4 separate regions of the Mus musculus genome follow, and regions 1, 2 and 4 are each linked to region 3. Evidence: chromatin loops called from intact Hi-C (ENCODE). Cell type or tissue: left cerebral cortex. All regions are shown on one strand.

Region 1 (8,000 bases), 170 kb after region 3:
CTGGCCTGGCCCTGAAGGCAGGTCCCTTCATTATGTCCCATCTACCCTCTCACCCATTTTACTACAGTAGAGCCTTGGAGACTGGCCAGATGGCAGCTCCCTGCCCTCCACCTGCTACACAGGCCCCCCGAGGATGTCCTAGAAAACACTTGCCACCTCTCTACCTTAACAGCTCCAGATCTCCAGACGCTTCTGCTTTCCAGGTCCCCTGTGAGCACGAGATGGGTTTCTTCCCCCAAATTCTTAAAAAGAAAAACAAGAACCTGAATGGCAGTCGGCACTGGCAGAAGTTGGCCTCTTCATTGTGAAGTGAGGAAGGAGACTGCAAAAGGAAATGGGAAGACAGCAGATATACAGATAGCCGCGCTGGTGCTCATCCAGGTAAGTCTACCTGTCCTGGCCCCGAGTGGCCCTGTCCTGAGCTTGGCTGGTCCTGCTGGCTCCCGATATTCAGCACAGCAAATGGAAGGCCTGAAAAGCAGGCTGTGGGGCAGATGGTATCTTCTGTCTAGAGAAGCAGAGCATAGTGGGGGGGGGGGGGTTAGGTGTCCAGAGCTCAGCTCCCAACCATGTTCTGCTCCCTGTTGATGGAATAAACTCGAGTAACTCTCATCTCTTAGAAACTGGTCATTCTGATCATTCAGATAAGGCCCTAAATCAAATACAGTCACATATGGGCATTTTAGGCAGTATACCTGTGCCCAACAAGTGTGAACTGAAACAGATCTAGGCTATTCCTTCAGACTAGCCTTTCAGGCTGCCAGGAAACAAGCAGAGAAAAAAGATTTACAAAACTCAAATCTCAAGGGGGAAATACACACACACACACACACGAAAAGAAAACCAAAATCTAACCAAAACAAAAACAAAATCCAAACACCAAAACAAACAAACAAAAAATATCCCCCAACCAGGACACAGCAATCTCTAGGAAGCAAAGTAAAAATTTGTCACAAGAACACGGGTTCAGGGAAAGAACAGATTGTCATTAGCTTGTACTAGAAGAATCAGAGTGTCCCTGAAGTTTGAGCCACAGCATGCTATGTTAGGAACGCTTACAGCAAGGACCCACCAAGGTTTTCTAGATGACATATACCATGTGATTTCCATTGGAGAATGGGGAGACTTCTGAGGGCAATGCCAGCTGCCAGTCACTAATCAACCATGAGCTTGCACCTTTTCGTGTATGCTCCTTTCCCCATTTTCGCCTTGTGGGTACACATATGTGCTTTTGTGCAATGAGTTGTCGCATGGACGAGGGAGGATTCAGATTTTGAAGGGAGACACTCCTGGTTCAAACCATGGCTCTGCCTGTGTCATCTTATTGGCATGGTGAGGAGAAAAACTGAGCTGGAAAGAGGATGGTACCTCCATCATCACTAGCCAATCGACCTACCCATGAACTCAGTGACAATGGTGGCAGTCAGAATGCTGCGTGTACATTGCTTAACATAGTGTTAATAGTATCATTATATAACATTACAACATATGTACACACGAAGAGAAATGCTATCCTCTAAGGCACATATGACATGTGACATGTGTGTCTCACAGGCAGATAAACATGCTTGACTACACATCTAAATGCAGCTTATACATGCACCTTAGCTCTGTAATTTCATGGAGCTGGGGGAAATCTTGTTTTGCCAAGTTGGGGTTTTGAGGTCTTGCTGAGTGTAAGTTCCATAGTGTTCCCAGTCACGGAATTGTGGGTATAGGTTACAGGTTTCTGAAGTGGTGGCATGGGCTTGTGGTCACATACCTAAAGTGGTTGTCGTCCATGGAAAAGATGTGAGGATAAAATACCTTGCCAATGAGAGGATGCCTTGGAGATGGGGACCCCAGTTGACTGAGAGCCCTAGAGGTTTACACCCACAGTTATTAAAGCCACATTTCTAGTAGCTGCTTCCAGCCAATCAGTGACTGAGTGTGGCAGGGATACAAAGCTAAACTTATCTCCAAGAGACAGAAAATGTGTCTAACAGGCCATGTTGGTACAGCAATCCTGAAGCTTTCTAGCCTGCTGAGCATCCAGGATCCACCCATTTTCCTTCCTTCCCACCCCAGGTCAGATTTGTGTATTGCCATGTGTCTCTTGTCCTCTCCTGGCTCCTCTCAGGTCTCTCTTCACATTGGGCTGTCCCAGGGGGACATCTTGAAATACTGTGTTTCTGTTTTAGTGTCACAAGGAAGCATTAAGTTCCAGCTCCCCGAAGGATCCCTGGATGAAGTCTCCTGAGCACAAAGGACAGAGAGACAAGAAGGGCAGCCTCGTGTACCTCTGACCATGTGTGTTGTACTGCTGGAACCTTCTCAGCCCTTGCTGTCAGGCCCAGAACATTCTGGAAAGGTGGAGGTGCAGGCTGGACAAGCTCTGTGAATTGCCCAAGGTCATGAGATTGGAGCCAGAGTCAGAGCCTGGTTCGGAACCCAAGGCTTTCTGATACCCCAGTCGTCTTCACTCTCTATCTCTCTATCTCTCTGCCTCTTTGTTGCTCTGTCTCTGTCTGTCTCTGTGTCTGTCTCTGTCTGTCTGTCTGTCTGTCTGTCTGTCTGTCTGTCTGTCTGTCTCTGTCTCTGTCTCTGTTTCTCTGTCTGTCTCTGTCTGTCTGTCTGTCTCTGTCTCTGTTTCTCTGTCTGTCTGTCTGTCTCTCTCTCTCTCTCTCTCTCTCTCTCTCTGCTTGTGCTGTCCACTGGATGTCTTCTCAGTAGCTCTCACACCTATCTTATATCTATAAGGTTCCCTAGGACAGGAAGGTGCCATTTATCAGCCTGCTTCATAGATGAGAAGCTGAGACTTGAGCTAAGTCAGCTGCCCGAGGTCTGGGCAGGAACCAACTCAGACCCATGTTGTTTAGCTTTGCTGTGCTACCTTAACCTCTGCCAAAAAACACCCAAGATGCTGCTGCCAATAATTCACACCTCTCTTCTCTTTCTGGAAACACTCACCTCAGAGCAGTGAGGGACCTGACTATGCCCAGCACCCAGGGGCTGGGGCCCAGTGTGAGGCTGGGGAGAAGCCACGTTCGCCCATACTGGAAACCCAACACCAGCCTCCTTCTTCTCGCTTGAAAGTGCTCTAGAGTTTCTGTGCTCACAATGCATCCCTTTGGAAGGCTGCCCTCCAAGGGTTGCCATGGTGACTATTTTGGTACTGCATGCTAGAAAAAGCTGAGGCACCTGCTGGTCACACCACCAAAACTTGTCTCTGAAAAATCAGCAGATGGCGTTTGTCAGAAATTCCTGCTTCTTGATTAATTTGGGAAAGAGGAGAGTGTGTGGCAGTGCCAATATCCTTTAACCTGGATGGTTCGTGTTGGTGTTGGGGGAGAAGATGGAGGGCAACTGTGTGGAGAACCTATTCTTCTCACATGCTGGGTCACTTTTTTCCCACAGAGGCAGAGAAATGTGGTAGTTTGGAGTCTGGTGAGCAAAAGAAGGCGAAGGCCATGGTTTTGCTTTCCTATTAAAGGGTGTTGGAATTTCAGGTTCTGCTCTGAAAAGGTTCTATTGAAGCCTGAGCTAACCTGGAGCTCACCATATAGCCCAGGCTAGCCTCAAACTCAGCAAATTGACTTGCTGGAGCCTCCCAAGTGTTGGGATGGGAGGCACGGATACCAGGATTGGTTCCATGGGTTCTGAAACTAGGTCTCAGATTGGGTCTAGTGTTTTTAATTAGATGAGTGGCAAGCATGGCTTGTATTTAAATCTCACTTCTGTCACTACCAATTGTGTGACTAGCAATTTCCCCGTCTCACCTGCACCTCTGCTTCCTCATGTGTAAAGCAGGGATGCTAATCTTTATCCCACAGAAATTCAGCACAATCTTAGCAGCCCTCAGCCTCGGCATGGGAGGACTGGCCACTTTATCGGCGGTTTACACAGAGCTTTGTAGCTGGGCTTATGAAAACAAACCAATTTCGCTGTCAGCCTAAGCAGTGGTATTGTGACTGGAGCAAGACAGAAAACACAACAGAAACTCCTGGGTGCCCATTGTGCAGCGTGCCCCCCATGTTAGCTGTCTTCTTCAGCTTTCCTAGGAACTTACTCCCCCACTGCTCTTACGCTGGCAGTCAGGCACCCTGTCACCGCTCCCGTCTGTCACTTCCTAGCCTTTCCTAGGAAGCTCTGACTATGGGTGTGGGGGCAGCTCCTGAGTTGTGCACTGCCGACCACTCAGGGGACAGACGCCAACAGGAGGTGTGTGCGGACTTAGTTATGTGGCTTTTAGCTTCCACCAGTTGCTTCTCTATGGAGAAGAAGGCTCAAAGTTCCCACCAGCAGTTTCTCCTTACCATGAGCGTGATAGATCAAGGTTGGCAAAATGGAGGTTCCTGTTCGCTCCTGTGTGACCAGGTGTAGCTAGCCAATTTCTTCTCACTTGGCTGGAGGGCCTAAGAATCTTCTAGAAGACAGTATCCAAGGCAGCTGCTACTAACTGAACAGAGCACAGGAAAGTAAATCTCTTATCTTGATATACAGGAAAGGAGCAAGGAATAGAAGTCAAAATAGGTAAGGCTGCTTGCAGTGTTGGCTTTAACTAGTTGTGTGAGCTTGGGTGAATCTTGTCCCTTTCCAAGGCTCGGTTTCTCTCTTTGAAATGCATTGAATTACTTTTCCTAGTGTATTTTTGAAATAATAAAATAAACTAAAAAAAGATAATACAGAAAGCAACACATTGGGATTGTATGAAACAAACAGAAAGAAAAGAGGCCAAGAGATGGCACGAGAGTCGAAGACCCGCTCATCTCTACACCCAGGAATCCCGCAAAAATACCAAACTGGAAGCCATAATATACACTCAAAGGATCTGGTGCAGACCTGCGCAGGCCCCATGTTTGCTGCTTCTGTCTCTGTGAGTTTATGTGTTTTGATCATGCTGATTTAGAGGGCCTTGTTTCCTTGGCATCCTCCATCTCTTGGTCTGCCGCCTCTTCTATGAGGTTCCCCCGAGCCCTGAGGATTTGATGAAGATGTCCCATTCATCGCTCAGTGTCCCACGGTCTCTGCCTCTCTGCATATTGTCTGGGTGTGGCTCTCTGTATTTATTCCCATCTACTGCAGGAGAAAGCGTCTCTGACAGTGGCTGAGTAAGGAACCCGTCTGCTTCCCTGGCCAGCGTCTTCTGCCTAGCTTTAAGTCTCAACATTCTTCCCTGCCAGCCCCTCCCCCTCTCCCCCCCATACACACACTCTCCCATCAGGTGGGCTCCCAACATTGAACGCAAACTCTGATCTGTTCCCTTCCTGGGACTTGTCCAAGTGATCAGATTTTATCAAACATCCTGGGATGGCCCAGGGCCAAGTTAAACACGCTCAGATGGTTGGAATTACCAAATTACAGCATGTTTGTGCAGAAAGTCACCTCATCACACGCTGAGCTGAAGCGTCCAGAGGAGAGGTAGAGAAACCAGAACAAGAAGGCTTAGAGAACTTTTCTCGAGGCCATGCAGCAAGTTGGGAGCTGATCTGGTCCCTCTCTGGGAACCCAGCAGGCTTGAGAGCAGATGCTGTTGATTTTGAGAAGGGCCAAGAAGACCCTATCAAAAGGCAAGCCAAGGAAGATGTTGTGTTGGCTTTGCTGGGGCCCTGACACCCCGTGGGGTGTGCTGAGTGAGGTTCACTGTACACAGCTTAGGAGGGCAGTCAAGGAAGGCCTGTGGAGGTCAGACACCGAGCTCTGCTATGTGACCCAAGGGTGATCTTGGATCCTCTGTGGGCTTCATTCTCACCTGTAGGAAGAGGTGATTTGTATGGACACTGGTTCTTACTGTCCCTCAAGCTCTCACAGCAGCTGCTTCCTGGAGGCTGTCACTTCATTGTTCTGCATCAGCAACAGCATCTGATGCATTATATTTAAAGGCTTCACAAGTGACTTGACTCTATCATCAGCGCCAGCGAGTTGAAAGGTGGTGTTGATGGTTAATCTCGAGTGTCACCTCCATGGGATCTAGAATCATATAGGAGACAAATCTCTGGGCTGTCTGTTCAGAATTTTCTAAATGAAGTTACTGGAGGTAGGGAAGACCCACCCTGAATCTAGTTAGCATCATTCCATGGGCTGCAGTTCAGCTTGGAAAGGAGAAAGCTTGCTGAGTATCAGCATGCATCCCTCTGCTTCTGTCTGTGGAAGTGATTTGAGCAACAGCCTTCAGATCTTGCTGCCATGACTTCCCTGTCCCGATAGACTGTGTTCCCTTGAACCATAATCCAAAATCAACCTCCCTCCCTTAACTTGCTCCTTGTTAGGTGTTTGGCTACAACAATCAGGAGAGTAACATATACAGCCTTCCCTCAGAATGTACCCCGTGTCTTAATCAGAGCCTGTGGCTAGTCCTCTACTTGGAAAAATAGCCTTTACAGGTATTCAGTTGAAGGTCTTGCAAGGAAGAAAGTACTCTGTATTATTGGATGGCCTCTTCATTTAAGTGTGTGTGTGTGTGTTTCAGGTATTGGGGGAGAGAGATGGGGTTGTTAACTGACAGAAGGAGACAGTGTGACAGTGGGACCAGAGACTTGGAGTGATAGAGCCACATTTTTGAGATGCTTGTAGCCATAAGAAGCGGAGAGCAGCAAAACATGGTCTGTCATCTGCAGGTGTCCGAGGTGGCATAGTACTGCTGATGTCTTGGTTTGGGACACCTGCCTTCTAAAAGTGGGGTAAGACAAATTTCTATTGTTCCTAATCCCACAGGCACATAAACCAACCTCTTCACCAGCCATATGCATCTATGGATGAGTTTAATTTAGACGTGGGTGAGGAAGCCCCACATCTATCTGCATCCTCCGGCATCAGTGGATGTTTGAATGCAGAGTGGCTGTTCTGTGCCTGAGAATACTGACTGTGGATGCAGGAGGGATCTTAGAAGGCCTTTATTTTTAGCTGGCTACTTTAAAAAATTTAAATAATTTTTTATTTTTTTTTCAAAAACACTAAAAGGTTTTATTTTAGTATACAAAAAAGTAGCTACTTCAAAATATACTTTAATGGTAAAAAAAGGTTGATAGTAGTTTTGCTTATTTTAAGAAGTTGTACTTAGATCCATCTCAATTTCATTTGGGTGAGTAGCCCAATTAATTTTTCTCAATGAGTTTACATTATAGAACATTCTAGAAAAAGTAAAGTTATAGACTAAGAGATTTTAAAGGAGATAAGTTAGCCTTTTGCTTTCTCTTCCAAATGACATTCAGGTAAGCCCTTTCACCTATTATAGTTCACTGAAAATTTTCTGCAAGCATACAACAGTTAACACCATGCTTGCCTTTATCCACCCATAATATAGTAGATAATGAGTGAAAGGTTAACTGTCTTTGGTTTTTCTGAGCAATGCTATAATAAAACAAAATAATGCCAGTCATTTAGTTTTTTCTCCTAAAGTCATGCGTATCTTTGTTGTTGTTATAAAAGATACCACACCGAAGCCAGGTGTGGTGTACATATCTGTAGTCTCAGGAGCAGGGACAGAGAGCAGAAAGGTCACCATAAGCATGAGGGTAACTGGCCACCTCTGAGTGGCTCTTTGGCGGCTCTGAAGATTCTGAGAACCACTTAATATTCTTTCCTCAATTGCCTTTCTGCTAACAATGGGCTAAGATAGATTCTATTATTCATATCAAGAATTCTGACTCGTGCACCACCCCTTGAAAGGACGCAAATTGTAACTGTACATGCCACCTGGAAGACATTTGTGTCTCCCTATGCTTCTGTGCCAACCTGGTCAAACTCATCACAGCTTTGACTCTTGTGAATTGGGTCTGAATCCCTACAAAATGGTGCTGACTGGAGGAAATCATGAAGATGGGGCTATAGTTCTGAGGTGAGGAGGAATAAGACTCTGAAGCAGTTGTGGTTGCTGCCTGGGGTGGGGCAAAAGGGGTACAGATGTTTTTCTAGCAGTCCTCCACTACTTTCCTTCTGCTAGAGTTTAAAGCATCCATAAGAACAATGCCAGAGAATTTTCACTTGAATTTAGAACTCTACAGTCTTGACTCACAGGCTGC
Region 2 (8,000 bases), 940 kb after region 3:
AAGCTTTTGTATTTTTGTTGAAGCAAAGAGATACAGTTAGAGGTTCCGGGTATCCTCAGATTGCTCTACAGCTCTAGAGAATGCTGCTTGGAGAACTGACAAAAAAACAAGGACAACCTCAGGGCCAGAAAGCTGCCATTAGCTGAGTGACTGTCACTGTGGTATCCCTAATGTCATAGGAGACAAGGCTTCAAGAGAATGCTGTCAGGTGGGTTCTTAGACTTCACAAAGAGCTATGTGGAAACAAACCGAAGGGTATATGGAGGGAAAAATAAAACTGTAACAAAGAGGCTTTCCTTAAAATCAACTTGAAACCTAGGAACTGTACATGGATTACATGGAATCCCAGCACTTGGGAAGCTGAGACAACAGGATAACCACACATGCAAGACCAACCTGTTCTATATAGTGAGTTTCAAGCCAACCAGGATTAAACAGCAAAGACTCTGTCTCCATAGTAATAGCAGCAATCTACTTATAAAAAAATACCAAAATATATGAAGAAACTGAATGTTGAAGAAAAGTTAATACCATTTGGTTCACAACTGAAAGGGAGAACGATTCCTCAATACATTAATTGCCAATAGTTCAGTAGGGAGGACCAGGGCCAGGAGGCCTTCCCTGATTCATGACTATTGGCAGGCCTCCTGCAGCCTACCACAGCTACTATGAGATTGTTTACAATAACTATGTCATGCATGAAGATAGTGTTTCCCAGCCCTTCTTCCTGTCTTCTGGCTCTTATATTTTTCCTGCTGTCCCTTCTTCAATAGTCACTGGGCCTTAGATAGGTTCTATAAATGTCCTATTTAGGGCTAAGTACTCAAACATCATTTATTTTAAACATCTTTAACTTTCATGAGTCTCTGCATTTATCACAGTTCACTGCAAAGAAAACCTTCTGTGGTTAAGGTTGAGAGTATTGTTTGCCTGTAGGTACACACATTAATATTTAGCCTTCGGTTTGGTACCATGATATTTCCAAACCAGTGGTTACACAGATGATCCAGTGGTTAAAATCATTATGTCACAAAACAAAATGGCATGAATATGGGAAGGAGACCAGTGGGAAGGAGTGAGGATTGACAGAGAGATAAGAGGAGAGATGATAGAGAGTAAACAGAATGTATTAAATATGTATGTGAAATTGTCAAAGAACAAACTGAATCAATAAGAGGGGATAAATAAAAAAGTGCAAGGGAAGATAATATCATTGTGAATATTAGCTCATTCGTAGCGAAAGATCCCAAGGAAAGCAAAAAGATGAGTATCCATAGTCTGTACAAATATTCCAGGATGAAGTACAAATAGCCACGTTTCCAAATTAGCAAAGAACTCGAAAGGCTATCAACAAAAGAAGAAACAAATAGCCAACAAAATAGTCCATCTCAGCTAGGGAAGTGCAGATTAAATTTATGATAAAAATAGCACTGCATACCAATTAGATTGGCCAAAGTCAACACATTGACAAAACCAAGTGGGACAAAATTGTAGAGAAACAAGAATTTTCATGTTTCTGTTGGGAATGCAAATTGAAACTGCTTTTGAAAGAGCCCAGAAATTCTTGTACAATTACCAGAAAGTATGTACAAAACAATTCATTATAGCACCGATTGTGAAAAGTGAGAAATGTACTATTTCTCTAGAGGGAATAAATACACATCCTGATAACAGAAGGCTTCTCTGGTGAAGAGATAATGAACCAGAGTGTGGTGGTTTGAGTGAAAATGGCCCCATAGACCCATAGGGAGTGGTGTAATTAGGAGGTGTGAACTTGTTAGAGGCCTGGCCTTGTTGGAGGAAGTGTGTCACTGGGGGAGGGATTTGGAGTTTCAGATGCTCAAGCCAGACCCACTGTCACTCTCTTTCTGCTGCCTGTTGATTCAGATGGAGAATTCTCTACTTTTCAAGCACCATGTCTGTCTGCATGCCAGTTCTGAAAATTCTGTCCCTTCTGCTTCTTTGTAAAGATTGAGTCAGCATATAATTGTATGAAAGTAACTTTTATTCATCTGTTGTGATTGTCATCTCTGAAGCTTACTGCCTCAATCTGCTAACCTAGGCCTAGTCCTGGAAGCTTCCAGCCTCCGTACAATCTAACCTGGGCATAGAATGTTTCCAGCCTCTGAGACTTAGAGCTGAATAAGCTCTTTCTGAGCTCTGGCTGGCTGGTTCAACTCCCTTGCTCTGGCTCAAACTCCTCTCCAAGCTGACTGATTCGATCTGGCTTCTCTCTCAGCATCTGACTTCATTGACCTCAAACTAACTCTGGCAAGTTGGCTCCTTCTATCTTCACCTGTGTCTAGCTTGTTCTCTCTTTCTGCAACCTGTCTCTCTATAACTGTCCCGGTAAAACACCTCCTTCTCCCTCTCTGTGCTGCTCTACTTGCCCTCTCAGCTCTACTGCACTGCTCTCCACAAACTCTACTGTATCCTGCACTGTACTCTCTTCCTCCTGTGCTGTCTGCCTCTCCCTTAAGTAGCTTCCCTTTCCTCTCTCTTCTTGTGAGAGTTGGGCAGATCCTATTCTGTCAGATTTTTCTGATTCATCACTTTTTTCTGCCAGTCAGTTAGACATCACTTTCAAACATGGGTGCTTCCTTCTACAAGCTAACTTTACCTTCATCGTTTAAGATTAAATGTGTGCTAAGGGTGAGCCACACCACAACAAGAAACATGTTTTAACAATAAACAACACAATCTTGGAGGGTCACAGTGTTATCAAATATCCTGCAACATAATCAGTATTTCCCAAATGCTTGCTCATGAGACCCAGGAGGTTGATGTTGGCCAAGTGAATTATTTTGTGTCTGGCCCCAGCTGTCATACATAATACCTCATAGGTCTCTGTCTTTCAGTCCTGAAGAAGTTCATCTGTTCATATGGCTGACTCCTCCTCAGAGTACCAGTCAAATTCCTGTTAGCCTTGTGTTATAAACTGTGGGCAGAGCATAGACATGGTCTTCAGTGTAAGAAAATCAGAGAAGCCATTATCTCTATCATTCTAACTATCTATATTCTCGGATCTCTTCCTAACCACTGGCTGTACTATAGATGATGACGGTCAAGCCTTTCTACCTGCCACCCTTCATCACCAGCTCTTCTTCCATCCACCTACCATCTACACTGTCTTGCTGGCCAAGCTGGTCTTGGTGAGATCCAGGTCTGATGAGAAACCCAATATCCAGGAAACTGTTCATAATCCTAGGAAACATTTGCTAGGCATCCACTCGGTGTGTTCTTCAATTATTTTTCAAATATTATCTGCCTCATTTTACATGTGTAAGTATTCTAGGCATTGTTGTTGCCTCTGTTTTACACGTGAGATGCAGAAGGGTACTTTAGTCTGTAGATATTTTCCACCATACTTTAGTGTAGCACAAAGATGAAATGTATGTCAAAAGCTTTGTTCTAATTGCCTGCTTCATAACATGGCTTAGCCAATGTTTGCTGAGTGAACGGAGGAGCAGCTATTACTGGTTCATACCGCATTGGTAGGGAAGCTTGAGACCCAAGAATAACAGGAAGCATGGATGTGCCAGGCGCATTGTCTGTGCCCATTGGTCACCACTGTCAACTGTGTGACTTTCCTTCTCCTTTCTGTTTTCTGATTCCACAACCAAAATGACTGTCTGATTGAATATCTCTAAAAGGTCATAATGAATAATTCTGTAATATTTGAAATGCTATGCTCAGAAAGGTCAAACCTTATTTTTTTATTTTGGTATGAAGTGTCATACAGATTTTTTTTTCCTAACAGCACTTTTTTTTTCTGTGTAAGGAAAGATGTCAGGAAATTTAGAGCAGGGAGCCCTCTTGAGGAAATTTATAACCTGGTGCTCTCTCAAGGAAGCTTAGAGCAGGGCGCCCTCTTGAGGAAACTTTCGTGTCTTTCTTCTCAGAGCTTACAGTAAAACTGAAGCCAGACAAGGCTTGTGTGCTGTTAAAATAGCTAAAATCAATGAAACTTTTAAAAGCAAGAAGAGCCAAATGCCAGTTATCTGAGAATTAAGACTCTTCACTGATCTGACCTCACATGACAACTGTGAATCAGAATATTTAAGTGCAAACAAAAATGCAGGAGCTCTTTCATTTCTTCATGCTCAGTCTATCATATAATCTATTTGCATTTACTAAGCACGTAGTCTGTATTAGAAATTATACTGGGTACAGTAGCCAATGAAACATGGCTGTGCTTCCTGAAACATACAGTCTGTAGGGAAACAGCAGTGAGAAGAATCACATAGTGTATGTTACAGTATTTGAATGTACCCTGTTTTGACAACCAATAAATAAATACCCTACATATTGATGGTAGAGGACAGTAACTTAAAAAAAAAATACACACAAGCCATAAAATGTACAAACCTAACCCTCAAATGTGCCTGCTGGTTATTTGGTTTTTATGATAAAAGAGAAAAGCTGAGTACAAAATGACGTATATTGAAGCATTTTCTATGATAAATATTTGTGATTGAAAGTTTTTGTGTCTGCATATCCAGTAATAATAGACTAACATTTTAAACACCTAGCAATAATAGTCTGGATATAAAAAACATGTTACTTAACCCAATAAATATTGGCCAGCCACTGTGTAAGTTATATGTGTGTTCATAAGTGATCAAAAGAAACAGGAAAACAAAAAGCAATCACTGTCTTAGTATAGGTATGTTCATTTTTCCTTTTATTAACTTTTCTGCATGGTATACTCTATGAAAGTAGTTTAAATCCTGAAAACATATAAAATGTATTTACTCAGTGGCCACAGGGTAGTAAATTCTTCTCATCCTCTCTTTTTCCTTTTTTCACCTAGGGAAATTATCGCTTTATGAAACTCTTACTTACTCGAAGAGCAAACTGGATGCAGAAGGATCTAGAAGAGATGACACCTTTGCACCTGAGCACTCGGCACAGGAGCCCCAAGTGTCTAGCTCTTCTGCTGAAGTTTATGGCCCCTGGGGAGGTGGATACACAGGACAAAAACAAGGTGATGGGCAGTAAGGGTCAAAGACAGATGAAAAAAGAAAGGGACACTTTGTTTTGTCAAGCCGCAGGCATTGTCACCATCCCTGTGGGAGGGCAATTCCACATATCCCGACGTCCCAGAGAGTATTTTCTAAAAGTCTGCCATTACCCTGCTAGCAATCCTGTGATCGGTAGTATCATCTCCTTTGGTTGGTGGGGAATCTGACCAGCAAGAGGATTAAAGCTTGCCCGAGATCCAAGTGGCAAAACAATAATCCAAACCCTGTCCTGCTTAACTGTAGAAGTCAACATTTGTCGTTGGTGAGAGACTCAACAGTCCCTGTGGGCACCTGGACTCATGATGACTATCTGCCTGTGCAGTATACTAAGTGTGTGGGCACCTGACTTCACAGTGGCTGGCTGTCCATGCAACGCACTAAGCATCACCCGGACTCACAGTGCCATCGCCTGCACAGTGCACTAAGCAGGCAATGACTTTAATGGTTGGGCTGTCAGCAGTAGTCTCCTTGGATTCCAATCCAAAAGCCACTGCTTACTCAGTATGTGTTCTTGGGGGAATTACTCAATTCATTTATGTCATAATTTTGGAATACATGAAAAGGATAACTGAAGGTAAAATGAGGTAATGCAAGATCCCTAACACAGTATCTCAAACAGGACACACTCCATAAATGTTAGCCATGGAACAACTATTAATTGCACTTCAGTTCTGACATCTGCCCTCTCAATTCTTGCTAGAATTTTTTTTAACTTTCCTTGCTCTTAAATTTTAACAGATTGCTTGCACAGCTCATAGTTTTGTTGATCTTTCTTTATAGAAAGAAAAATGTGGTCACTTGTTGGAATCAAGCAGTAATCCTTTTCTTTCCACTGTAGATGAACCATAGTCTTGTTAGTACCAATAATCCCATGAAGTTAAAATCCATATGATAATTATATTTACTGCTTATGGTTTTTCAAAGATTTCCTAAATGTGTGTGTGTGTGTGTGTGTGTGTGTGTGTGTGTGTGTGTGTGTGCATGCATGTGCTGTGTTTGTGTATGCACTAGTGCATCCTCACACACACATAGTACCTACATGAGTTTCTGTGCACCATGTGAATGCAGGTACATGTGGAGGCCAGAGAGTGTCAGATGCTCTAGAAATGGATTACAGGTCATTGTGACCCACCTGATGTGGGTGCCGGGAACTGGCCTGCTCTTCTGCAATGGGAGCAGGCACTCCTCACTGCTGAGCCACCTCTCCAACCCTTCTCTGTTTTGTATGGTTGGTTGGTTAGTTGGTTTGGTTTTACTTCAGACGGTTCTTGTATTTTTCAAATTTTCTTTAGTTTGCAGTCAGAAAATCAACTTTTGCTTTGCAACCATGCATTAATATTTTCCTATTCAGAGCATCTGAGTGCTGGTGTTTCTCTAAATGATCAGTTTTACTTTATGCATATTGTACCACAGCAAAAATAAGTAGAAAAATAAAAAAGATGTAAAAAATATAAGTACAAGGAGCTGGAGAGATGGCTCAGTGGTTAAGAGCACTGACTGCTCTTCTGAAGGTCCTGAGTTCAAATCCCAGCAACCACATGGTGGCTCCCAACCATCTGTAATGAGATCTGACGCCCTCTTCTGGTGCATCTGAAGACAACTACAGTGTACTTAGATATAATAATAAATAAATCTTTAAAATATACATATATATATATGTACAAACAGCTAAGCTCATATTATATGTGAGTAAATAGACCCTGACTAACCATAACCTAGTGAAAGGGAGGAAGTTAAGACTCTGTCTATGTTTATTAAGAAGGTGGTTATGATCAATTAATGATTGCTATTAAGTAGCGATTTTTTTTCTGTTATCTTCGGTCATTAATAAGAATAGCAATGGGTTAGGGCTAAAGAGATGGCTCAGCAGTTATGCAGAAGGCCAGCTTCTGTTCCAGGCACTCACACAAGGCCGCTGACAGCAGCGGTCACTCAAGCTCCAGGAGACCCAGCACTCTCCTCTGCCCTCCTGAAGTTCACCAAGCACACAAAGTAAACAAAAATAAAATGAATCTTTTAGAAAATAATGCATTAATAATGACTTCATAATATAATAAATACCTGTAGGTGCACTTTGAATGAATACCACAATGTTAGTCTTTCAAATTTAGGACAGATGAGCTTGGTTCCTGTCAGTAAATTGTCCAATTTTAGACTGGGTGCTGAATGACAGTGAGTGTCTAATGTGTATCTAAGCATCTCCTAGTTTTGTCCGTGGTGATCTCTCTGTAAGAGGCATGTTCATGGCAGTGGCAAAAGTGGCAGCAACTTTACTGCGTTCAGAATTACCCCTTCAAACTTTTACTTCAGATAAAATGCAGGTTTAGTTTTAAAAGTATCCATCAGTAGCTAGATTTAGCTATTAGTATGTAAACTTATTCTTAAATTTAAATTTGATATGCTAAAGGATTCTAGGTCTATGTGTTGCCTGTAGCATATTTCCCTTCTGGTTAACATCAAAATTTAAATCTTTCTGTCAAATTCTAAGATTCTAATTCAAATCTTAGTGCTCCTCAGAGGCATATAACATCAGGAGCGTTGGTTACCTTGCTGGTGATTATTTGTAAGTCACCATTCCTCGCCCTGTTATGTGCAGCACTTGATGACCAAGACCCGTGGTCAGGAGGTCAGCCTCTGGCGTCACATAAAATCTCAGTGCAGCCACACACTGCTAACTTCTATCACATGCAGATTAAGGAATCCTAATCTCCCAGCGATCCGTGCCTGTCACATAGATGTTGCAGACGAGTAGGATGCTGAGGCGTCTTACGCTCCCCTCTACCTTGCAGCAAACAGCTCTGCACTGGAGTGCCTACTACAACAACCCCGAGCACGCGAAGCTACTCATCAAGCACGACTCCAACATCGGGATTCCCGACGTGGAAGGCAAGATCCCACTCCACTGGGCAGCCAACCACAAAGACCCGAGTGCCGTGCACACAGTGAGATGTATCCTGGTGAGTAGGGCCCCAAAAC
Region 3 (8,000 bases):
CAGAAATCCAGATGTAGTGTTGGTCGACTGGAAATAACATCTTCATCTTAAAATCGTGGCTCATATTTTTATTGAGCATCTTCTTGGCAAACAAACAAACAAAAAACAAACAAACAAACACCACATTTCAGTGCACCAGATTCGTGGCACAGACGGCAAGCTGTACCACAGACATACCCTTGTGGAGCCCCGGGACATTCTATTTCATAGGCCCACCTATAAAGAAGACTGAATGAATTCTTCCTACATCAGAAACCAAATAAAGGGAAGGATATTTGGAACTGAGGGACGTCCACACTAGAAGCCTGCCTCAGTGGCTATCCAGCCTCAGTGGCACGTGCTTAAGCGTACGTGCTCTCAAAGCCTCCTGCAAGCTAAGGTTAAAAAAAGATGTTCAGTTCCCCCGAGAGGGTTTGGATGAATGAAAGAAAAGCCTTTATGAATAGATACTTGAAGCTAAGACCCTGCACTGGGTTTAACTTGCTTCCCTCAGCTCAATAATTCCTTCCCAGGGGATTGTGGGTAACAAGAGTGGGCACCGTAAGTGATGCTGTGCGAATAGGTGAAAGAACCCAGGACCAAGTGGCTGATGGGTAGCCGCACTGGAAGGAGTTCAGCAGGCTTTGCAGTCCCACAGACGTGCAGAACACAGCAGAGAAGGGTGGGAGCTGGGTCGTCGGGACGGGGGCGGTGTGTGTGGGGGGTGGGGGCGGGGGGCGAAGCTTCCAGCTCAAAACAGCTGGGAAACTCTGGATTGGTCCAAGCTCACGAAGTTGATTGAATTGCAGCGAAGTTTGTGCTCAATACTGTGCTCCTTTGCCTTGTGAATTCATTTTCCTCTAAGGAGATTATCTCCAAGCTTATCCAATGCTAGAACTCAGAGAATCCCTGAGGGTAGGCGTCACAGGGAGGAAACCGTGTGAGACAGTGATGGAGTCAATTGCTTTCTGCCATCTTGCTTTCCCAAAAGCATCGTGTATGGTCCACCTACGCCGGAATCTTCTCCTCGTGGATCCAGAATCGCTGAGTCACCCTCTCAGGCCAAGCTCTGACTTAAACATTTTGCTAAGCTCTCAGAGTCGCTTTCCGCCTCTCTAAAGTTTGGGGTCCACTGGGTGGCAGAACCCAGCCTCCACCTTACCAACACCACGATGGCTCGATCAATTCCCAACCAGGCTCTTCCTCCTGGGCCCCTCAAAACTCATTTCTCTCCCCGCCGCTCGCTCGCCGATCATTTCTCCAGCCCCGTTCACACAGCTGGCATTTATCTTTATTGCTGCTCTGTTTATTGATTTAGGGCCATCTCTGCAATTCGTCAAGCCTCGATCCCATTTTAATCTGGGCCTCCGAAGTGGCAAAGATCCCTTCCAGCTTCAGCGCTTGCAGAAATGTGATTAGCTGAGGCTCCCTTCCATCCTTCAAGCCATTAATGGAAATAGTAAATGGTCCCGGTTTGGCACGAAGGTCTTCCGGGTCTCTGGGGATGTATGAGTCCCTCACGCGTCACCAGCTCTGCCTGGACAGTGGCTCCCCACCGTCATGCACATTTCAGTGGTGGATTGTTGCTTCCCTATTACGAATCTATGCAGAAATCCTAGTTATTAATTAGTTCACTCATTCAATATAAACACTCAAGGGGAAATATAACCTGAGGTCGTGTCATTTTCCCTCTCATAAATGGTTTGATGACCTCAGGGAGAGGGAGTCTATGGGAAGGACATGTGCAGAAAAGCATGCTTCCGCCAGGGGTGGTGACTCACACCTGTAATCCCAGCACTGGGGAGACTGAGGCAGGGGGACAGCTGAGAGTTCCAAGTTGGTCTCAGGTATCTCCTACCTCCTAAGTGGTTTTCATAGACAGGAGCTTGGCTTTTGCGAAGCACACATGACAGACAAAGCTCACTTCCCAGGTTTTCCTCATGAAGGCCAGAAAGCAACTGTGCCACTCACTTTAATCTCTCTTTCTTATTAATTTATTTATTCACTTTGCATCCTGATCAACCCCCTTCCTCCACTCCCCCCAGTCTCACCCTTACAAATCCCTCTCCCCCATTACTCCCTCATCTTCTCCTTAGAGAAAGTAAAGCCCCCTGGGGTACCACCCCACCCTGAGACATCCAGTCCTAGATGGACTACACACCCCTTTTCCTGAGGACCAACCAGGCAGTCCAAGTAGAGGAAGGGGATCCAATGGCAGCCACAGGGTCAGACAGCTCAGTTGTTAGGGGACCCACATGAAAACCAAGCTGCACATCTGCTACAAGTGTATAGGGAATCTAGGTCCAGCCCACTGGTTAGTGGTTCGGTCTCTGTGAACCCCCACAGGCCCAGGTTAGTTGTGGTGTCTTTGACCACTCCGGCTGGCTTAATCCTATCCCCTACTCTTCCACAGGACTCCCCACAGGCCACCTGATGCTTGTGTCTGCTTCCATCTGCTCCTAGGTAAAGCCTCTCAGGAGACATATGTCTCCCCTTTTCAATAAGGTAGTATGAAATACAGAGAAAGTATATGTGAAGCACCCTAAGGGGCAGGGCAGAGGGAGGGAGGATGGCAGTGTTCCCACTCCGGCAGGCTGTACGAGCAGGGAGCTTCCCCGGGGCTGATTCTCTTGGAAGCCCAGCCCTAGAGAAGACACGCTGGACTGGTGTTTCCCATAATACTCCTGGGAGAGGGGAACATTGGACAGGCAGGCAGAGAAGCAAGCTCTGGAGCACGGTGCCCAGCTTCCCTGTGGCCTCATTCATACACCTGCCACACAGTGCCAGGAGACCTGGCGTTAAGGAGCCACCTTTCTCAAAGGAGCCCGATCCTCATGGAGATTGCCGCTGCTCTGAAAATATAGCGGGCGTGGCCATCCTCTCAGCTGACACACCCTTTGACCCCTTTGAATGCTTGGAGCTGGCAGATGCCTAGAGCTGAGGACACTTACATGTATGTTCAAACAAGTATAAGAAGCTGCACCCCCCGCCCCCTTCAGACAGAGCAGAGATGAACCAGAAGGCCCCCCGCCCCCATCTCCAGCAAAGGCGGGACAAGCCAGCTGCCTGGAGGAGGGGCATAAGAGTCAGTTCCCCACGGACGACTTCGTTGACAGCTGAAGGGTGAGGTGGAGCGACAAGGAGACACTCGCTCACCCTTCACCCCTCATGAGTGCTGGGGCAGCGCTGCTGGCTGGTCATTTCCCAAAAGCTTGCCAAAACAAGCGACATAAATCAAATTTTCATTTCATTCCTTCAGGCTCGACCCTTCCGTCAGGCACTCAACAGCTGCCTCCTGAGCAGATGTACAGCTCATTAGTCTATCGTGCCGCTAGAGCCAAGTCCAGGACCCCAACCCCCATTCCGGGGCGGGGGTTGGGGGGGGGGCGGTAGGGAAGGACGCTAGCAGCCTTTGTTCTTCCACTGTCGAGCACTTCGCATATCAGCCACCAGGGGGCGAAAGCTGCACATACATCGTTGGTTCCCAGAGCCAGCTCAACCCTACAACCCTCTCGCCTGGCGTTTGGAAGGCGATCAGGGAGGGATGGTGAGACCTTCCTCTACCTCCAGAGCTTTTCAAGCCTTTAACGTGTAGGAATATCTTGTTTGGTGCGAGGATGCTTGGTTTAGGCAGACAGAACTGGATTCAGATGCCTGGTCTGATGCTCTCAGCCTTTGGGCCTTCATGATGAAATGTGATGGTATCGCTTGCTGTGGGACCCCACCCGGTGATCCTGAGGCTAACGTGAGGCAGATGAAGTGAGGAGCAGCTAAGCATCGTGACAAGGAAGTTCTCTAGGGACATAGAGTGCATGCAATTTCTCATGTCTTTATTTTCTCTTACTATGTCTCATTAACCACACATTTAAGCCTCTTATTTAATATAGATGAACAGAATCATATTCAGAATATCTCTGTGTTCTCTGTCTCTCTCAGACACACGCACGCACACACACACACACACACACACACACACACACACACACACACACACACACACGTCTCTGTCTCTCCAGGGCTGGAGATAGAAACCAGGGCCTTGCACATGCTCAGTAATTACTCTACCATTGAGCTATGTTCTCAGAGTCGTCTTTCTTCTCTAAAACAAACCAAGCCAAGAAGCGCCATGTGTTTATCTGTAAATCAACATGTCTATAAATCGATTCCACCAGTTGTCCCCATCCTTAAGTGTGGAGTCCAAGAAGCAGCAATAGGTTGGAGAGTGAAGCTGTTTCTGTTGTGCCTGTGGCTCACCCGTTCTCTCCCTTGTGGACCTGTGGTCCTCTCCCTACTCTACCCAGGATCCTCCCCTCCCCCTGCTTCCTTTGCTGCTGCGACTCAAGGTGGAGTCGCCTCCGCTACCCCCACAATTCTGACATTAGCAACCTGCCCCAGGTGACTTTCTAAAGGGAGGTGGGTTCCTGCCACATTCTCCTTGGAGGCATCACAGTTGCGTTTTGCCTGTTGACAAAGCTTGACAGCAGGCATCCAGGCCCTTAGAGCTGCATGTACTGGCTTCAAAGCCTGTGCCTGGCTCTTGGTTATGTGCTGTACACTCACAAGGCTGTAATCGCCTTCATAGCTATCTTGAGACATGGGGTCACATTATCAGCTTCAATTTGTAGTTAGAACTGGGCACTGAGAAGTGACCCTCTTGGTAATCTAGGGAGGAATAGAAGGGACAGCAATCTGAGACTTCCCCAAGTCACAGGACAATGTAATGCTATGCCTAGTGTCACCTTGCTTAGACGTACTGAGCCTCCTCCCAAGCAGCAGAATTCATGGTTCCTTCCCCCATGTTTTCCAGGAGCCCTGGTTATGTGCAAGACATTTTACCAGGTGTCACTCTGCCTCTGCTACTAGGATGGAATGGATTCAAGCACAGAACCAGAAAGGAACACTCAGAAAATTCTGACTACATCAAATCCTCTTTTATCTAGTAGTTTTACTGAACCATGCCTCCCATCCCACGCCCTAAACCTACCATTAGCCTCTATGCAGCTGGACTGCTGTGATTTCAATTTTGAATGCACCCCAAAGGCCTGTGTGTTAAAAGCTTGGTTCCTGGTGTGGTGCTGTTGGGAGATGGGGGAACCTTTAGGAGGGCAGGGCCGAACGAGAGATCTGCAGGTCACCAAGCTCTGCAACTTGTCCCTTTGCTTCCTGCCCATGAGGAGGTGGTTTTGTAGCATCGTGTGTTCCCGCTGTGATGCGCTGCTGCTTGTCACAGGCCTAAGGGATGAGCTAGAACCTCCACACCGGAGCTAAAATAAAGTTGGTTATCTGGGCTTGTCTGCCACAGCGCTAGAGAGTTGACAACCTCATGGGCTCTGCACATGCCGCAACCTGTTCAAGCTAAATCTCCTAGGGCAGAGCTCTTTGTGGATAGATCTGAGGTCCATCCTGGGCCCAACTGTGGCCTCCCTCTCTAGACCAAATCTCTCTCTGTGTACTGGCCTGGCTAGTCATTTTGCTCGGTGTACTGGTCTGGCTAGTCACTTTGCTTAAGAGAGCCTCTTACCTTCTGCCTGCCGCCCATCACCTTCTTATCCCAGGCAGGGGGCTGTTCTCAGCTTTGCTCTCACTGTCTGCCCCGTTGCACAGCCACTTTCAGCCCCAGAGGGGGCAAAGGAGCTGTTCTATAGGCAGAGGCAGATACATATTCAAAAGCAAGTGGGACAGTAACAACTTACATGGTGCCGTAATGATCCACACGGAAATATTCCCTCGCCTCTTGGTGAAATTGTCATTCCGAACCACGGAATACATTAAGTTTTATGATCTCCCCGCGTCTTTGGGGAATATAAATCTGGAAACATCATCTTCATATGACAAGGCAAAGAGTCCCTGGGGACTCAAGATGTTTGAGAACGTTAACTGAGAATCAGAAATAGTTGGCGATTAATATTGGGATTTTGTTTATGGGCACAAATAAATCCCAGGTCTAGGGCTGACCTCTAAAAATCTGCCTATGACAAAAATTCTGAAGGCAAATGATGGGGCAGGAAACAATCTGAATTTAAAGAAGGGATTGGGGGGGGGGGCTGGGCGGCAGTGTTTAGAAGCTCATCTTTTCTGACTGTACATTTGAATTCTGTGCACACCGCCATAGTCACCGACTGAAATAAAGATGATAGAAGGTAGAAATTTATATCAGCGGTCTATAGTCAGGCAAGCTTTGTGACTACATGGGGTGAACCGGGAGTACTCTTTTCAAGGCTCGTTGAGGGAGGCTCCTTACTCTTCTTTCACCACTAAAATGAAGACCCAGTGGCCATCTGGGCAGTAAAGGGACACGGGAGGATACGCTGGCACGCTGAACCTTACTGCGTCTTACACCCAGAAACGGAGGTGAGGAGTGAGTCTTCATGGAATGAGTCAGCTTGGCGTGTGAAAGCATCCTTTCTGTCTCCTGCTTTCCGTCTCCAGCTCTTGCCTAACCAGAACCAGCCAGGCTCTTCCTGGGCCTGGAGCCCATCCGGGAATACTCATGACTTCTAGATGACGATGACTGCCTAAGCTGGATATGGGGGCGCATGCCTGTAACCACAACACTTGGGAGGCTGAGGCTGGAGGACTGAGTTCAAGGTCAGCCTTGCCTACCATGAGACCATGGATCCAAAAAGCAACAAACAAAAACAAATGTGGAGAAATATGACGGTGGAGAAATATGACGGTGGAGAACAAGGTCATTAAAACTGGCAAGTGTGGCTCACTCTTTGTGTTTCTCTTCATTCACCCGCCAGTCCCCTCTACAGCCTTTCTCTAACCTGCCTGGCACAGCTAAAGACACAGAACGACCACTGAATCTAATAATAAAAATAAAATCAAGTCTCTCCACCTACTAATATCTGTGTGAGAGAGTAAAGACCCAGTTTTAAGTCACCTGCAAAAAAAGCACCCCAACTAACTACTTACTAAGGAAACACACTTTGCCTGTCATTGAGATTTAACCTTGACTTTTCTAAGAGTTTGGCATCTAACGAGAGCTAGTTGTTCTCTGTCCTGAGATGCCCTGGCCTCTCTTTTATCTTCTGGAAGGCCTGGATCCTTGCACCTTCAACATCCTTTCCCAGTCTGGTTACCTGCTGCTCACACTGCAAGCCTCTATCTTGGAGCAGACCTCATGGATAAGAGCAATTTGATGGGAGAAATACATATGTTCTAAGCTTGAAAAGCTATGTAAGAGAGCTGATACTGTACACGCACACACACACAAACACACACGCACGCACACATATGCACACGCACACATGCATACATATGCATATACACTAACACACATGCACACACGTGCACACTCATGCACACACACACACACACATGCATAAACACATGTATACACACGCATGCACAAACATGCTGTGGTTATAGGTGCGTACCCCCATATCCAGCTTAGACAGGAATCGTCATCATTCTAGAAGTCATGGGTATTCTGGGATGTGCTCTAGACCCAGGAAGAGCACACATGCACACACCCTCTAAACCAAACCATCCAAACAAGCAAACTACTAAGCATAGGGCTAGGGAGATGGCTCAGCATTTAAGAGCACTGGCTGCTTTTCTGGGGACCTGGGTTCAATTCCCAGCGTGTACATGGCAACTAATAAACATCTTTAACTCCAGTTTCAGGGGATCTGATTTTCTTACACGGGTCTGTAGGAGAAAAAAATTTTAATCCTTAATAAAATTAATCACTTTCAGGTCTTTAATGGTTTGAACGCAACTGTTATAGCTCATTGTCCTATACTAAAGGAAAGTACAAATCAGAGTACGAGTAACCACTCCCATGTTGGAGAAGAGTAAAGTCATCCTTACTGTGAAGGACCGTCACATTGCTGTAGGTCATTTCAGAGCGCTTTCTGTGAAAATAAAAATGGTGTAGCTGTTCTTAGTGAGTGGTTTCTGTGTCCCTGGAACAGCCAAGTTCTTATGATTCAGGGTATATAGGAAGAGCCCCATTTTACAGTTGATGAAACCGTGGCTTGAGAAAGCATTTGATTTTCCCAAGGTTACCCCAC
Region 4 (8,000 bases), 160 kb after region 3:
TGAGTGTTGTATGGAGTCCTAGAGCAAAACTTCTCTGTTGCCTAACGTGTGGCATTTACTACAGCCCTGACCCAGTAAAGGCACTCTGCCCTGCTGTCTTAATGTATGTTAAACTGAGTGAATGAATAGCTGCTTGAATAGAATGGGCTTTGCTTATTGTCTTATGTGGTGGCCTCTTAACAGGTCACTGTGTTTTCCAGTAACCGCCTGATCGGCCACATGGAGAAGAAAGAGAAGGCAGGTGGCTAATACAACAGCCAGTGCTGAGAATAGAGGATGACCTGGACTGTAGGGGCATCGGGGAGAGTTAGGAGGGAGCAGGCTGCTGTCTGCCTGGCACATGGGCAGGCAGGACTGGTGCCCCAGGAGTGGCAGGACAGGGGGTGTATTTTTAGAATCCCCATCACACAGAGTAGCCACTTGACACTGTGGTCATCTCACTGCTCTAGTGGTTCCTAGCTCCATGCTGAGCCTCCACCCTGGATCAAGCAGTCCTTAACCTCCTGCCGGCCTGCCAAGGAAGCACGTGAGAAGCACGCTTAGGAGCCAGAGGTGATGATCAGCACAGAGCAGGAGGACTGTGATGTTTCCAGAAAACACTTCGCAGAGTGCAAACGCTTCAGGTTATGTGAGATGGGAACTCTTGTACTGCATCCCAAAAAAGAGTTGTTATGTTATGGGACCAGAGTCTTGGCACCGATACGAGTATATGAGGCCGTCATTTAAGGTCACAAGGTTCGAAGGTGGAATGATGTGTTTGAGTACTGGGTCCCTGCCTGGTAGCTCCTTATTTGGGGGGGGGGGTTGGGGAACCTTTAGCATGTAGGGCCTAGCTGGAAGAAGAGATTCACTGGAGGGTGGGCCTTAAGAGTTATAACCTTGTTCTACCTCTGACCTCAACCCCGCTCTGCTTCCTGTACATATGGTCAAGTTACTGTCTCCTCCCCGTCCCTGCCTTCCCTACCATCATGGACCATATCCCCTAAAGCCATGAACCCAAATAAGTTCTTCCTCCCTTTCAGTGCTTCCTGTCAGGCCGTTGGTCATGGTGACAAGGGGAACGATAGATCCCTCCTACCCCTGACTACATTTATAACATATAGTCAGGGGTTACCCCTCCTTTTCTCAACGGTGTAATCATCACCATAGCCATTATCATCTCTTTCTGGCCCTTTTAATTACTTTCTCTTGTCTGCATTAAAAAAAAAAAAAAAGGCATGTTTTCACTATTGAGTCCTTGCTGGCCTGGAACTTACTATGGAGACCTGGCTGGCCTTGAACTCAGAGATCTGCCTGCTTATCCTTCCTAAGTGCTGGGATTGGAGGTGTTCACCATCATTCTTGCCTTCCATCTATTCTTGCTTCACTCCTCGTTTTCATTTCACTCTATAGCCAGAGGTGGGGTGCTCTCTGCAGCTGTGATCTTTTCGATGTGGCTGGACCCTGAAGGAAAAAAGAGCAATATTACTGGCTCGGGATGTAACTGCAGCAGTAGGAGAGGGTTTCTGGGCTATGTTGGTAGGATCAAGAGCTATAGAAAGGCAATATCCTGGGACCCTGTGATGGGCTGGGAACTTTGATAGAAATTTCTGGGGTCTGCTCTGACATGGCGCAGGTAGACCTAATACCAAATGGGATTTTATTACTTGCCAGACATTTCATCGCCTAGGGTAATTAACAGGCTTTGGGAGATGAAGGGGGTGAGAAGAAGGGTCTTATTCCGGAATGACTTTGGGGATCCAGCAAATTAGATCACAACGAGTCATTGAGGTCAAAGACTGTTGTGTTATACATTTTAAACCATAGACAAATTAGCCTTAAACAAGCCATTGGGACAGCCAGGGTTGACTCCGAGGTTTTCTGCAGAGCGTGACCTGGCACCGTTTGTCTGTGCTGAAGGCAGCAGCCCGGCAGTCAGCAGTTTTGGGGGCTTCCACTTGGAAGGTGCCCACCGCTCAGCTGACTGTGTGTCCTCTGTCGGGTGATGAGTGGTCAGATATACCCAGTGTGTGTGGGGTGGAGGGGGGTGGCTTCATGACAGGCACCTGTGCCCCATCTGCCACTTTGGAAGAAGGGCCAGATCACAGGGTTGGGAACACCTCCTGGTCGGAGAACACGAGCCGAGCAGCTGTCTCTGCCATGCTGGCTGCGAGAAGCTCTCTGACCAACAGGCTCGCTCTCAGGGAGCTGGAGGTTCCCTGCGGTCAACAGGTTATGTGAATGTCCTGCCTCCAAGCAGAGGGAAGTCAGGGAGCCTGCTCTTAGATATGAACCTCAGTGCCCAGATATGAACCCAGGAACCCAGCAGAGTCTTTTCTTCAGACTCTAGGATAGACAATATACCCAACAACCTCTGTGGCGAGTACTTAGAGCCTGGCACTAAGACTGTTACAACTGAGTAATTCTTAGACCCCAGAACAACTCAGACACGTTGTCCTTTGAAAAGGGAATACAAATGCAGTAAGGGATGACAGTGGTCCCCAGGTATAGGATGCTGTGACCTTTGCTCCTCAAAGCTTTATGTTTAACATTTTTATCAGCAATTTGAGGACAGACAATGGACTCAGGCTTTTCATAAGTGAACTGATAGGAAATCAGGAAGAGCTAGTCGGGATACCAGGAAGGGGAACCTTGGACTGTAGGACCTGACATCCCAAATGTCCCTTAGTGTCCCCTTGCTCTTCTCTAGAGGGAAAGGAAAGGCCAGGGATTCTGGGAAACACTCTGTAGTCTTGGGGCTTCCCGACCCTGAACTATTGCATCGTGGATTGGAACATTGTTGTGGGAGTGCCCAGAACTCTGAGATGTTTGGTGGAACCCCTGACTTTTGTCTACTGGATACCAAGAGTGCTGAAATGCCTCCCTTTGTGACAATCAAGTGTCCTCAAGGGATGAAATAGCTCCTGGTTTAAAGGTATTCTTGTAAACACAGCCTTTGCTCTGTCTTGTTGCTGGGCAGCTCTGTGCGCACCGTAGAACTCATTGTTCCTTAAGAGGCACAAATTTGCTATACCTTCTCCAGACCTTTGTGAACACACATACCCTTTACTATCATCACCCTTTGTGACTTCATAAAAACCTCGGCATCCTTGAAATTCCTCTCAAGCTCACCTCTCTCCATGGCCCTTCCAGATGGCTACAGTGCTACCAATATACTCTGAGAGGCCTGGATGCATCAATCTTATTTTATTTTTAAAATTTTTGCTTTTGATGATCTTTCTTTTCCCCTGGACTACACACACTTTGAGGGCAAGTTCCAGCTCTCTTGACCCTTTGTTCCCACCTGGACCAGGCATAGTGAATACTCAGTGATCTCTGGGGTTGAGCCCTCAGTAGCTAGTCACAGGATATATACTGTAATAGTCAACATGTTTGCTTATGCATGAAGGTCCAGTCCCGGCAATTGTCTGATCTTAATAATAATAATAATAATGATAATAATAATAATGATAATAATAATAAAAGAGGGTCCAGTTCTCCAGTCTCAGGCAGCAGAACATGATTTCATTTCTTAGACAGAAAACTAACTTATTATTTTCATCTCCAGTATGCAGAGGTGTGAGGGGCTCCTCTTGTGGAAACCTCTCTCAGGCTCTGTCTTTGAGAACACCCTGGAGCTGTGGGCATTTGGTAGCACTTCTTCTCTGATACATGCTTGAGGGGGGAGGCATTCACCAGCCAAACTTTCTGCCGATGTGGGGAGCCAAGGACCCCATCTCCTCCTTCTCCCATGCAAATGTGCTCTATCCAGTCAATGGCGAAGCCCCGCCTGCCGCTCTGAGTACTCTTGGCTGTGGGACTTTCTCCTGCTCTCCCTCTGCATTGTCACAATGGGAACAGACTGCACAGAAGGAAGCGTTTGGTGCTGAGACCAGAGCCAGGGCAGAATGAGGCGGATCCAGGCAATCTGCTCTGCTCCTCCCAAGGAGAGGGGAAAGGCATTTATTTCTTGCTTATAACCATGTCGGCAAAGGAAAATTGTGAGGCTACCAAAGGTAACCTAAGCAAGGGTCACACACCCTACAGTGGTATACCTCTCTATGTGTGTGTGTGTGTGTGTGTGTGTGTGTGTGTGTGTGTGTGTGTGTGTGATATGTGTGATGTGCACACACTAAAAATTCATAGCCTGTCCAGAATAAAAAAGCCATCATGTCCAGCTTCCACCTGTGTTTAGAAGGCTTCGCAAAGCCTTCCCTCCCTTCCGACATAGCCTGCACACATCACTGGTGGAGACTACTCTGTCTTACCACGCATGCCATTTGGTCAGAGGGAAGCTTTTGGTATCTCTGGTTATCTTCCCCCTTTGTCCTAAATCTGGTTCTTAGTTCCATCTGGAGTGGGTCCAGGAAACTCCTGCTCCAGGAAACATTTGTAAAGGCAACAATTTCACCCTCAAACCCATTTGCAAGGTGAAGGAGGTGGTCCTTTCATTTGCTCTCCTTGTGACTCAGTTTTGCTCTCCTTGCTCTTTCCAGGTTCCCCCTTGTGGGCACGGGAGGTAACACAGAACTCTGGTATTCTTCAGCGATCAGAGTATAGAATTTGGGATGTATACTTGTCCAGAAAGCTGAGGAGTGATCCCTTGAGCAAGAAAAGTATAAAAAGGCATGATGGGAAATTCCAAGCATTCAATAACATGTCACTTTCAGTCTATGCATGGTCCCAACAATTCTCTCCAGTATTTCTCACCACTGCTTATTGAGCCTCTCTGTGCATCTCCTATGCCATCCTGAATCACCCACCCCCACCCCCAGCAAAAACTGGAGCATCACTGGAAAACCACGACCAACCAGAGGAAGCCACAATAACACACCAGAAGACATCTAGGTGTGGCAGAAGGACCTTCTAGCAGCAGGCACATTCTACCCTGAGAACGGTGAGGGTTAAGCACTCTCTGGGGAAGGGGTACAGTGAGACTTAAGGAGACACATGGGCTTGCCAAGGTTTGGATGAACTATTGCCCAGGATCCTTTAGCCCTGTGACTTAATGGATGTGGCAGTTTACACCACTGCGTTTATGTTTAATGAGAATGCCTAGTGTCCAGGGGCAGTTGTGGGAGAAGGATCAGAAAGAGCTAGTTTCTTCATGAGACAGCTGACGGTCTAGAGACAGAGCAGGCTTTTCCCCTGATCTGGGACACTGCCTCCCATGGGGAGGAGAAGGCATAAGTAGAGGAAAAGAGTCTTGATATTCCCTCCCAGGGTGGAGGAACTGAGACTCTGCAAGGCTTCGAGTGGCCATGGGTTGGTGTTCCCCTCTCAGGGCATGACTAGAATGTCTAAGACCTGGATGTGTACAGTTGTGAAAAGCATAGGTATGAAGTTTGAGACACTATTGTCGAGTCATTTGCCAAGTTCCTGGCCACCAGGGTAGCTTCAGAGCTTGTGAATGGGCTGTTGATTTGTTCAAAGACTCTCGGATCTCAGGTCTGTCCAGGAAGGACTCTCAGAGGCTGGCATGCCCTTCCAAATTGTCACCTAGCTTCTGCCAGAACATCTCTGTGTTTGATTAAAGACGATGATGAATGGAAATTATCTGTCACTGGCAGGAAGATAAATGTCGTGCCTCCTTCTCTCTTCCCTGTGAATGATGGAAAGAGCACCACCTTGCCAGGCAACCCACTCCATCTTTGGTTGGCCTTGTGCTGCAGTCAGTCGCAGTGAGAGGTCTGTAGGTCGCAATCTTAATTTCACTTTCCCCCATCTGGGAACAGCGGATGTCATCTGCTGTCACTGTTTACAACAAATACTAATAACACTAAATGCTTAGTGAGTACTACCTACTACTGTGCCAAGTACCGGCGCCAGTACTTTACAAACTGAACAAGACTGCCAGGCTGAGGAAAGGTCCAAATCTCACTGAGCTGTGGATGGGAGGTCCCTAGAGTTTGTTATATCCAGGTTTCACGTTACAGCATGTTAAAGCAAGGCTCAGACACTAGCCCCCCAAGTCAGCTCTGATATGGGTAGACATGCTCACAAGGATATTGGATACCTTTGTTTCCCTGCAGTTTCTGGTTCTTCATGGACACAGGCAAAGTTAGTAGCTTGCCCTCAAACACATCCACAGAAGGTCCCTAGACCTGTCCACCCGCTTAAGTCTAAAGGATTGGGCCAAAGAGACATGCTCTGAGAAAGCCAGTGAATAGGGAGAGATTTCTCTGGCCACTCAGGTTCTCTAGAAGCAGAGCCTGAGGCAGGGATGTAGGTGCTTTGTGGTTCACTGAGGAAGAATGCTTCAAGATAGATCGGCAAAGGGAGAGGAAGGTGGAGCAGAGATGGGGTGGGGTGGGGAGCAGCAAACAGATGTTTTCATATATGGGTTACTGGATAAAACATGGGATGTCCAGATAAAATTTCACTGCAAATAAACAATCATTTAAAAATTACAATTGTGACCCAAGTATTGCGTAAGATAGACTTCTACCAAAACTGTATAATGACATGCAATTTTTACTGGGAATTTTGTAATTTTTAACTGCTAAATTCTGTGACCCATCGCAGGTTGGCCCATTGACCCTTTTTGCCAAAACTGAAGGCGATCTAGGGATATGGAACTTTCAGTGGTAAAATAGAAAGTAAAATTGACCTTGAGTTGTGTCTAGGAGGAGTTAGTCTTGGTTGGGGCTTGGGGGAACATGACGATGGGGTTGACACGATGGAGACTAAAGCTCCATGAAGGGGTGTCCCTTTCTGAGGAGAGGAAGCTGTGACACTTAGCCATTGATCCTGATAGGAGCGAAGTTGTGGAAAGAGGCAGCCCCAGCCTCTGGAGCCGTTCTCTGGAGGAAGTGGGTAGCTAGGAGTCCTTAGAAGGTGAAGATGGAACAGCAGTTGGGGATGGGTGCATGAGTCCCTATCGGAGAGCCCCACCCTCCCAGCATCTATAACACCCTTTATGTCCTTTCAGTCCAGAGACCCGACTCCACTGGAAGAAGAAATGGAAGCAACCCAGTGGTTGCTCTGAACCAGTCTGTTGCAGGCTGGGGCACTGTATCCGCAACACACGCCCAGCATAGGCTGTCTACATGCTTACAGGGAGTGTTTAGAGCCAAGAGTGGGGCAGATGACTCCCTGTTCAGAGGGAGAACTAGAGTTGGTTAAACACAAGGAGTAGAATCTGAAACTGACCTCAAAAAGAGGTGGGCTGAGAAGGAGAGATGGGGGGAGTGGAAAGTGTGTGGTCAAAGCATCAAGTTTAAACCATGGAGATCCTCTTGAGTCCCCCAAGATGCAGTTTCATGGAGCTTGGATTCCTCTCCATCCAACCAGCCCCCATGTGGGATCAGCACAGCTCTGCCTGGCTGTGGACTCAACTCCAGGGTGGGTTTTGTCTGCAGCTACAAAGCACTCGGTATCCTGCAAAGCACCAATGATTTACTTTCCGAGAGAAGCCAATGCTTTGGAAAACTGCTGGCAGCCTCACTGACCTGGGGATGCCCGGGCACCTGGGGAGCATCCCAGCTCCCAGCCGGGGCAGGCCTGCCACTGGTTCCTGGCCGCGAGCCATGGGAAGACAAGCTTCCTTCTCACCTTTCCAACATATCCTGAAAACAGAATCCTTATGACACCAGCTCTTCTTTCAGGGCTCTGGGATTTCTGCTCTGGCTGAGGCAGGCTGCCCACACTGCTGAGAAGCCTGAGACAAAGATACTGGGCAGGGGGTGGGGTGGGGTCAGCTGGGGAGAGTGATGGGACTTATCCCAAATCAGTGTCCTCATTTCTGGACTGAATACAGCTCATCACTGCTAAAGGTGTCAAGGCTTTAACACCTCCATTTTAACCTCTTCCTTGCTGCGTAACTTTGGGCAAGTCCCTTGGCTTTCTTGAGCCCTCATTCATTACCCATACTACTGACAGAAACATACTAAAGGCCTTGCTGCCTTTGCCTGCGTATGAAGCAGTTCCCTTGGGAAGATGACTCAGTGAGTAAACTGCTCACCGTGCAAGCACTAGGGTCTAAGTTCCTGTCCCTAGCAGCCACATAAAAAGCGGGGTTT

The links. Peaks named below come from ENCODE experiments on the same cell type or tissue, not always from the same donor. Only the 100,000 strongest peaks of a DNase experiment are listed, where the experiment ranks them.
Region 1: it touches region 3 in a loop (2.3-fold over the local background); 12 of 42 quality-filtered maps call a loop at or near these places.
Region 2: it touches region 3 in a loop (3-fold over the local background); 14 of 42 quality-filtered maps call a loop at or near these places.
Region 4: a loop joins it to region 3, with 2.4 times the contacts of the local background. A loop is called at or near these places in 17 of 42 quality-filtered maps.

What each region holds. Positions count from the first base shown.
Region 1 is chr4:47,605,754-47,613,753 of GRCm38, forward strand. Gm42284 (a long non-coding RNA gene) reads right to left here and starts at 324. Exons shown (of 3, transcript XR_881261.2): 1 at 264-324. It overlaps Gm32487 (a long non-coding RNA gene), which reads left to right. Exons shown (of 3, transcript XR_390552.3): 2 at 204-381; 3 at 2,181-6,882. In left cerebral cortex, a CTCF peak has its summit at 3,202; DNase peaks (open chromatin) are centred at 3,137, 3,609, 3,838 and 4,081; H3K27ac peaks cover 1,282 bases.
Region 2 is chr4:48,377,292-48,385,291 of GRCm38, forward strand. Invs (inversin) reads left to right here. Exons shown (of 17, transcript NM_010569.4): 4 at 4,814-4,987; 5 at 7,814-7,981. Among named protein-coding and RNA genes, the nearest start is that of Tex10, 92 kb to the right of the region's middle. In left cerebral cortex, a CTCF peak has its summit at 3,856 (motif pointing left); a DNase peak (open chromatin) is centred at 3,866.
Region 3 is chr4:47,434,756-47,442,755 of GRCm38, forward strand. No RefSeq gene overlaps it. Among named protein-coding and RNA genes, the nearest start is that of Alg2, 36 kb to the right of the region's middle. In left cerebral cortex, a CTCF peak has its summit at 3,436 (motif pointing right); DNase peaks (open chromatin) are centred at 977, 2,712, 3,019, 3,440 and 2 more places; H3K4me3 peaks cover 1,097 bases; H3K27ac peaks cover 1,035 bases.
Region 4 is chr4:47,593,965-47,601,964 of GRCm38, forward strand. Gm42284 (a long non-coding RNA gene) reads right to left here. Exons shown (of 3, transcript XR_881261.2): 3 at 1,162-1,443. Among named protein-coding and RNA genes, the nearest start is that of Gm32487, 4.9 kb to the right of the region's middle. In left cerebral cortex, a CTCF peak has its summit at 4,488 (motif pointing left); DNase peaks (open chromatin) are centred at 3,847, 4,474 and 7,885.